Linked DNA regions of Homo sapiens: region 1 is linked to region 2. Evidence: chromatin contacts called from ENCODE Hi-C or POLR2A ChIA-PET data. All regions are on one chromosome and are shown on one strand. Each heading gives the region's core, a stretch centred on a gene start or an enhancer-like site at or near the end of the contact. The rest is flanking DNA. Distances are from core to core; before and after follow the strand shown.

What was found. A loop is a pair of places that touch in the nucleus more often than their neighbours do. ChIA-PET counts read pairs that join two places held with the same protein, here RNA polymerase II (POLR2A). Pooled maps may share reads with other maps.
Region 1: a pooled map shows a loop between it and region 2 (2.6-fold over the local background). The contact joins two enhancer-like sites. A Hi-C loop is called at or near these places in 1 of 168 maps with a recorded cell type or tissue (naive thymus-derived CD4-positive, alpha-beta T cell) and 9 of 50 pooled maps. POLR2A ChIA-PET finds 5 or more read pairs at or near these places in 5 of 52 experiments (IMR-90, activated CD4-positive, alpha-beta T cell, activated CD8-positive, alpha-beta memory T cell and 2 more).

What each region holds. Positions count from the first base shown.
Region 1 is chr2:28,451,303-28,455,307 of GRCh38, reverse strand. No RefSeq gene overlaps it. Among named protein-coding and RNA genes, the nearest start is that of PLB1, 43 kb to the left of the region's middle. RefSeq lists enhancers at 2,551-3,064, 3,065-3,578. Within about 2 kb of position 1,252, at least 2 of the 41 ENCODE cell types and tissues checked have a DNase peak (open chromatin) inside an H3K27ac peak, as active enhancers do.
Region 2 is chr2:28,364,530-28,368,267 of GRCh38, reverse strand. LOC105374382 (a long non-coding RNA gene) reads right to left here. Exons shown (of 3, transcript XR_007086256.1): 3 at 2,412-3,738. Among named protein-coding and RNA genes, the nearest start is that of FOSL2, 26 kb to the left of the region's middle. Within about 2 kb of position 1,792, at least 11 of the 41 ENCODE cell types and tissues checked have a DNase peak (open chromatin) inside an H3K27ac peak, as active enhancers do.

The DNA of each region.
Region 1 (4,005 bases), core at 3-2,502, 88 kb before region 2:
TCTGACCGTCCCCAGTCAAACTCCTCTCCATGTTCAGATGTTCCTCCTCCTCTCTCTTTCTCTACTGCATCGTTCCACTGTCCGTCTGCTGGTCTGCTGGCTTGCTCGTCTGTTTCTGAAGCCTGGGGTTCAGGGTTTATATGGGTGCAGGATAGGGGGTGTGGCAGGCCAAAAGGCAACTTTTTCCGCTCAAAAACAGGAATGCCTGTCCTCATTTAGGGCCGTGGGTCTTCAGGCTTGAGGGTGGGGCCTTTGCCAGGAGCCACCCTCTTCTACCCAGTATTTCCCTGTCTCCTGTCCGTATCACCAGGCCATCTGGATGAGTACTTATGGAGAGAGTTCCTAGCAGCTTAGGATGTTGCTTCACCTTGCAGACTTGAGTTTGCAGATGCCAGAGAGAGGTTGGAATGTGTGCTAAGTAGATTGGGGTATGTGAAAGTCTCTCCCCTAGAAGGTCAGCCGTAAGGAGGCAGGGATCTTGTGTTTTATTGATTTTTATGGCCCAAGAGTCTAGAACAGTGCCTGGCACCAAGGAGGCTCAACGAATAGTTATGAAATGAGCACAGGAGGAATGCTGGACACGTCATTGACAGTCAGAACATGAACTTCCATTCTTGGGTGAGTGTCGTGTGGTATGGAAACAGCAATAATAATGCCTTCCATTAGTGGAGCCCTCTGTAAGGTGTTTACACACACATCATCTCATTTGATCCTCATGACAACCCCATGAGATAAGTACCATTAAGTGTTATTATCCCCAATTTACAGATGAGATAACTGCGGCTCAAAGAGTTCAACCTGCCTGAGGCCACATAGCTGGTAAATGGCAGAGCCTGATCTTGAACCCAGGATTTTCTCGCCCTAGACCCAATGCTCTTATCTGCCTGTGTGTTGCTGGTCATGCAAAGCTCTGAGTGTGAGCAGCAGCTGGAAGCCTCACATGAGAGCCAAGGCCCTGAGGAGAGCCACCGTGGAGCAGACAGAAGAGCTACCTGTGACTGAGCCCAGGCCTGCTGTGCACACGGAGGCTGCCAGAGCTCTCAGCAGCAGGGGCTGGGTGAGAAGCAGGAGAGGCGGGTGAGCTGGGCCAGGCCCCTCTCAGCTCCAACAGTGGCCAAGTGCCCCTCTCGGGGAGCTCCTGAAGAGACCGCAGGGCCTCACGTAGGCACCGCCACCCTCAGGCCCAGACATGCATGGCTCCAAGCGGGCCCTTCACAGGGCACAGATGATGCCAAGGATGTGGGCAAACTGGTTTGAGGAACACAAAAACCAACTCAGAGTTTTCTCCCTTTCCTCAACAAGGCACCAGACCTGGCTTGTCACACCCCATGCCAAAGAGAAGTCTTCAAAGTGGTGTTTGCTTAGCCCCCACATCCTCCTGACTTTGCCAAAGTCCCTTATGTCTCCCTGAATCATACCTATGCACACGCACATGCACGCGCGCGCACACACATACACACACACACACACGGTGCCCAGGCCACCCCAGGCTCCTTTCCCTGGGAGCCCTCGAGCTGAGCCCTGGCCCACCTCTGTCCACAGCAATCCTTCGCACTCATCCTGCAGGCTCTTCTCTCTGCTGTCTGTTCCAAAGGCGCCTTCCCTCTTCTATACTCCAGAGCCTGCCCCAGGCCCTCCGCCCTGGTTCTGGCCATGGGGGCTTTCCACTAGATTTATCTGTACAGGTGACCGCTCCCCGTGTAGCCGCCAGCTCCCTGAGGGTGGGGCTCAGGTCCCTGTGCTGGGACCCACCTGGTCTAGGGGTCACAACCGCTGGCCACCCTGCATCAGGCCCTGTCAGGGAGCCCTGGGAGTCAGTAGTTTAGCAAACCTGTCTGGGGCCTTCCCCCTAGAAGCCACGGGGGCAGTCATGAAGAAATGGAGGGTGAAGGTGGGTGAGGCCAGGACAGGTGGCGGTCCACACACTTGCTGTGTTAGTCATCAAGGGCACCCAGCAGGGCAGAGGTCATCCCTAAAGCTGTGGCGAAGGGGATGGGTGGGGAGAAGGAGACAACGCATGCCAGGGAAAAGGCATCATGTCAAAACATCTTGCTGGAAAGGCAGTTTTCCTTCCAAACTCCCCAACAAGACCCGAAACGGTAAGTGGAAGGATGTCTTGATTAATCTCAGGCTGACGTTTTGCATTTGCTCTTGCAGCCAACACACACCGAGCCATCAAATCACCCTCCTGCTCCGTGCCAGACTCCGAACATGGAGTCCTCATTCCTGCCTCAGCAGCACTGGACAGAGCTTCTCTGTCCTCCCCCCTGGAAACGAGCCCCCAGCACAGGACCAAACAGATCATTGCTTCTACCTAGTGGAGCTAATAGCTGTTCATTGACCACATAGTCACTGGTCCCCTACTCTCCCAGCCCCTTGCTAAGCACGTCACATGCATTATCTCATTTACAAATGGGGTGGTTCCCAGAGATGGTTCTGGGGACCACAGTGGAGTGGGGAGGGGGCACTTCTGACCTGAGTGGAGTGAAAAGACAGCTGGCCCAGTCTCTTTTTGCGTCTGCTGCCCAGCATCATTGTCAACAGAGTCCACCTCATGCTTAGGAATGGCCCGGTTTGGAAGGTCAATTCTAGGTTCAGAGATTGGCCCAAGGCACCCTGTACCTGAGAGGGGCAGACACTAGAGGGCGCAAGGGAGCTGCGCTTGGTGGCCCAGGCTCAGGGATGTCAACTGGGCTGCAGCCTTGGGGCAAGGGCTATCTGCAGAGAGTGGAGGTGGGAGGCAGGTGGGGGGAGCGGGGGAGAGTGCCTAACCCTGCTCCCTCACAGAGCCCTTGCCCAGACCCAGCCCTAGCCCACATCCTCTCACCTCCATCAATCGCCCAGCAGGAGCCTGACCGGCCTGGGAACACAAGAGGGAAAAAGAGGTTCTGGGCCTGGCCTCTCCCCTCTCCACCACTTCAGCCCAGCCAGGCCCCAGCAAGCCTCTCCCCTGGGCTGGAGCCCTCAGACTCTCAGGCCGCTCTCCCGATGGGCTGGGACTGCAAATGAACCACGTTCTGGAAAAACAGCCAGGCCGTGCATCAAAGAAACTCCACGGCCCTCCAGGGGGTAGGTGTGGGGCGGGCCGGAAGCAGGAGGTGGAAGGACTGATAGAGCCCTTGGTTAGGAGTTCCGGTTCGGAACACCTTCTCCTCCTTAACCCACCCTCAGGAGCCACGAGGGCTCAGTTACAAGGCTCAGGTGGCAGCATCCTGGCCTGTGAATCAGGCTGACCAGGGTCCCTGCCCCGCCTGCTCCCACGGCCACAGGGCTTGTAACCTATGAAAAGCCCACTTCTCATGGTCCTAGCCTGGCCAGAGGTTCTGAATGTGCCACTGCCCCGTCCAAGACTCTGCCCGCAATCAGACGTGGGGCAGAGGGGGCGCCTCCAGGAGGCAAACTTTCCATTCCCACTGGGACAATGCCATGACCCCAGCCCCTGCTGACTCCTCTCCAGCCAATGGATCAGGCCACAGGAGGCCCTGCCTGCCTCCAGAAACTGGACGCCCCAAGCCTCTAAGTCCTCTTCTTGAGAGAAGGCCACATAAAAGGCAAGGTGGTGACGTCTTAGAGGCACGTACTTCGGTGTCCCACAGACTTGGGTATAGGTTGTATCTCTGATATTAGCGCCTTGGGCACAATACTTCACTTCTCTAAGCCTGGGTTGATTCACCTGTAAAAGGTAATAAGAACATCTACTTCACAAGGCTGGTGTAAGGATTAAATGCTACAAAGAACAGAAAGCGCAGAGCCGAGTTCCTGGTGCCCAAGCCAGCAGGAAAGTGGAGGAAGATGCTCTGAGCAGCACCTGCAGGGCCCTTCCGGCTCAGCCCAGTTTCTCTCTGCAGTGGAGTCCCAGTCTGCAAGCTAAGAACGGAGATGGACTTTCAATCCCAGCTTGGTATACATGGTATACACGGGTGAATTTTCTATTAGACAGTGGCACCAACGGATGTAGGAAGCCATGAATGCCTCGGTGTCAGCAGCCTCAGCCTAAGAATCATT
Region 2 (3,738 bases), core at 543-3,042:
CCCAGGGCCCTCCCCAGGATTTCTTCTGGTCCCCTAGAATGGCAGTGCGGTGGGGCTTAGGTTCCGGGGGTCCTCAGCCTCTAGGCCCTGCTTCTGCATTTCTCTCTGTGCCACCCTGTGATAACCCAGGTGCAGCGTCTATCCCTCCCTCTCTTCCCATTCTGGAGCGGAGAGCAGGTGGGGGCCTTCACTGCACCGTGGATAGGGAAACAGCTTCTCCTGGAACACAGCACGTTCAGGTTCTTCACATGCCCTTCAGTCAGTCGCTTCACTGGGGACTTTGGCCTCCCCACTGCACAGTGCCAAAGTCCCAGCCGCCGCCTCTCACAGCCCTGGCCCTGCCACCCCTCTCTCCCCCTCACCCCTGCTCTCCCTGCTGTGTTCTCCAGACTCCTCTCCCTTTGTTCAGGCAGCCCATGGGGCCTCCCATCTCCTCTGCCGACTCCTCTAGACCCCTCTCTGCACATCCAACCCAGCCGGGTGCTCGCAGGGCAAAATGATCTTCATGGAAGCCACCTTCTTAGACAGCAGTCTTGGTTATAAAAAATAAAGGCAGGGGCTGCGCGCGGTGTCCCACGCCTGTAATCCCAGCTACTCGGGAGGCTGAGGCAGGAGAATCGCTTGAATCTGGGAGGCGGAGATTACAGTGAGCCAAGATCGCGCCACTGCACTCCAGCCTGGGCAACAGAGAGAGACTCTGTCTCAATGAAGAAATAAATAAAGGCAAGGAGGACACGCGTGGAGTGAGCTGCCTCCCCATCCCTGCTTTCGATCCTTATGGGCAGCCTGCCCTTAAGAAGTGCACGCGGGCCGTGTGGTAAAACCAATTCTTGTGTTGTGCTCTGCGAAGACCATTTGGGAAAAAAATATTGCTCTGAGGGGCTCGATGCAAACTCAGGGAGAGGAGCGATTTAGGGAAAACAAATAAGCAACTCAGGTTTTGCCCCCACTGACAACTCACTATGTGACCTCCTTACCTCAGGGGCCTGGACTTTCCAGTCACCTGTGATATGGGAAAGGGGGGTGGGATCGAACCAAGCGGCCTCCCAGGGCCCTTCTGGCTGTCACTTCCTGGAGAAGCCCTGGGAGGAATGACAAGCCCCATGTCCCCCTCAGCCAAGTCACTGCCCTACCACTGCGGCTTGTAGCAGCCGGGCAGCCCCTGCCCTCGGAAAGTGTGCGTGAAGCCAGATGCAGGCAGAGAGGCTGGGACCCTCGCTAGGCAGAGGAGCGTGGCCTGAGCTGGGGGCCTGCATTGCACATGAGGAAGGCCTGGGAGGGAGAAGTGGGTCCCGTTTCCTGGCCCAACCACCGACTGTGACTTTGAACAGCTAGCTTCCTCTCTCTGAGTCGTGGTTTCTTATCTGATAAGAGGGAGTGCCTGGCTTTGAGATAGGGGCTGGGCCATGGGTTGGCCTGGCCAAGACTCAAAAAAGGAGCCTTTAAAGGCTTAGCCAGCCTCTGAACTCTACCCTACACACAACGAAATCAGCATTAAGAAAGGAAGAGAAATATTACAGCGCAGGAGCCTCACAGCCCAGAGGGAAGCGATGGGAATTGCTCACAGCACCCTGGTCAGCAGCCTGGTTCATTCAGCGGACACCGCCTTGGATCTTATCAGTGCCAGCCCTGGACAAGGCCGCACAACCAATCCTGGTCACACCCGACCTGGCCACATCCCCTCCTGCCCCCTGTGGTGTTTCCATTAGGTTCTGATCCCACCCCTAGCCTCCACCAGGGCAACACCCCCAAAGAGCTCCGTCATCTCAGACCACGCAGCCACCTGACTACCCCATCGACCTTGGGTTTTGAGTGAACGAATGACTGCTGTCAATAATGAGTGTTTATCGGGTGCCAGCCCAGAGTTATGCACTGAGTGTGGTGGGCGCTGTGATGCCCATCCCAGGTCACCCTTTGGTGAAAGACTTGCTGCCCCGGCTGCTAGGAGGGTGGCCGTTTAGCCGTGCGCCCTTTCAGGGGTAGCTTCAGTGGCAGGGAGTCACCTTTCCCAGGATCTCACCTCTTCCCAGGCAACCAGCTTCAGTGACTGAAGGATGCAACAGCAGAAAGGCCTGACACCGTTGGCCCAAGGGGGACTCTGAAGAGCAGTTCTGGCTCCAGAACCCCTGTGGGGCTGGCTGAGGCTGCCCTCGGGCCCATATCCCAGCCTGGCCTCACCCTGCCCAGTCCTGCTTCCTGTCCCCCTATCCACAGGAGGCCCCACCCCCTCAGAACCTGCTTCCCACGCCCAATAGAGACTCGGCCCTTATGCCACTCAAGAGTGCTCAGCCTAGCTGGAAATAGAAACAACAGCAATAGCAGTAATAATAAATACCATTTACTCTACTAACTACTTCCTACATTCACTCCACTGTCTCCCATTGGCCAGGCAGCATGCAATACATTTTATATTTTCTTTTTAAAATGGTTTAATGTATTTTTTTGTAGAAACGGGGTTTCGTTTTGCCACGTCTCCCAGGCTGGTCTCGTACTCCTGGGCTCAAGCCATCCTCCTGCCTTGGCTTTCCAAAGTGTTGGGATTACAGGCGCGAGCCACTGTGCCTGGCCTTCAATGCATTTTACATCCATTGTCTCTGTATAACTGAGAGTTAGGCCTCTCTCAGTTGAAATAGCCAGAAATCCAATCGAAACAGCTTAAGTAAAACAGAGAATATATTGGTCCAGGTAACTGGAAAGTCTAGTAAGTCCAGTAGACTTCGTGCTTCAGCTGCTGGGGGAACCAAGTGTGGCCACAGGGTCGAGAGTCCACGTCTCCCTCCTGGCAGCTCTGATTCCACGGTGCTGGCTTCAATCTCAGACACAGTATCTCCATTTGGTGTCTGTGTTCATTTCCTGCAGCTGCTGTAACAAATCACCATGAACTAGTGTAGCTTAACACAGCAGAAAGTGATTCTCTCCCAGTTGTGCAGGCTGGAAGTCTGAAGCCAGGATGTGGGTAGGGTGTTTCGAGGCTCTAAGGAGGAGGCTGTCCCCTCCCTCTCTCCAGGCTCCTGGGTGGTGCCAGCCATGCTTGGCATCCCTCAGCTTGTAGCTGCCGCGCTCCCATCTCTGCTGCTGTCATCACTCGGCCTTTTCCCTGTGTGTGTCTGTGTCTCGATTTCTCTCTTCTTAGAAGGACACAAGGCATTGGACACAAGCCACAAGCCACCCTGATCCAGGATGGCTTCATCTTCACTTGCCTACATCTGCAAAGACCCTTTTTCCAAACAAGGCCACCTCCAAAGGTGCAGGGGATTAGAATTTGAACATATCTTTTTGGGGTACACACTTCAACCCACAGCAGTGGCTAAAGGCTTCAGCTTTCCTTCTATCTACCTAGTGACTCCAGTGGGAAAGAAAGCTTCAATAACTCCAGCTAACACCCCAAGTGTGTTCCCACCAGCCTGTTTTGACTCACAAGTTCATCCCCGGGAATCTGACTCTGTGGCTGGGGCGAGGGAATATTCTCATTGGCCAGCTCTCAGTCATGATCTTATGCTGGAACCAGGAAGTGAGGTCAGCCACCCCTGGACCACATACCCAACAGAAAATCCAGGCGACATCACCAAAAGAAAGGGGAAAGGATGCTGGGAAGGGGAAAGATGCTGGGAAGGTCAAAAGAACAGATTCCACTCAACCATCAGCACCCCCAGGCACCTACAGTGTGGGCCTGATTTCCATTTACTGAAGGTTGACAAAGTTAATGACTTGCAACCAGCTAATGGGATTGGAACTGAG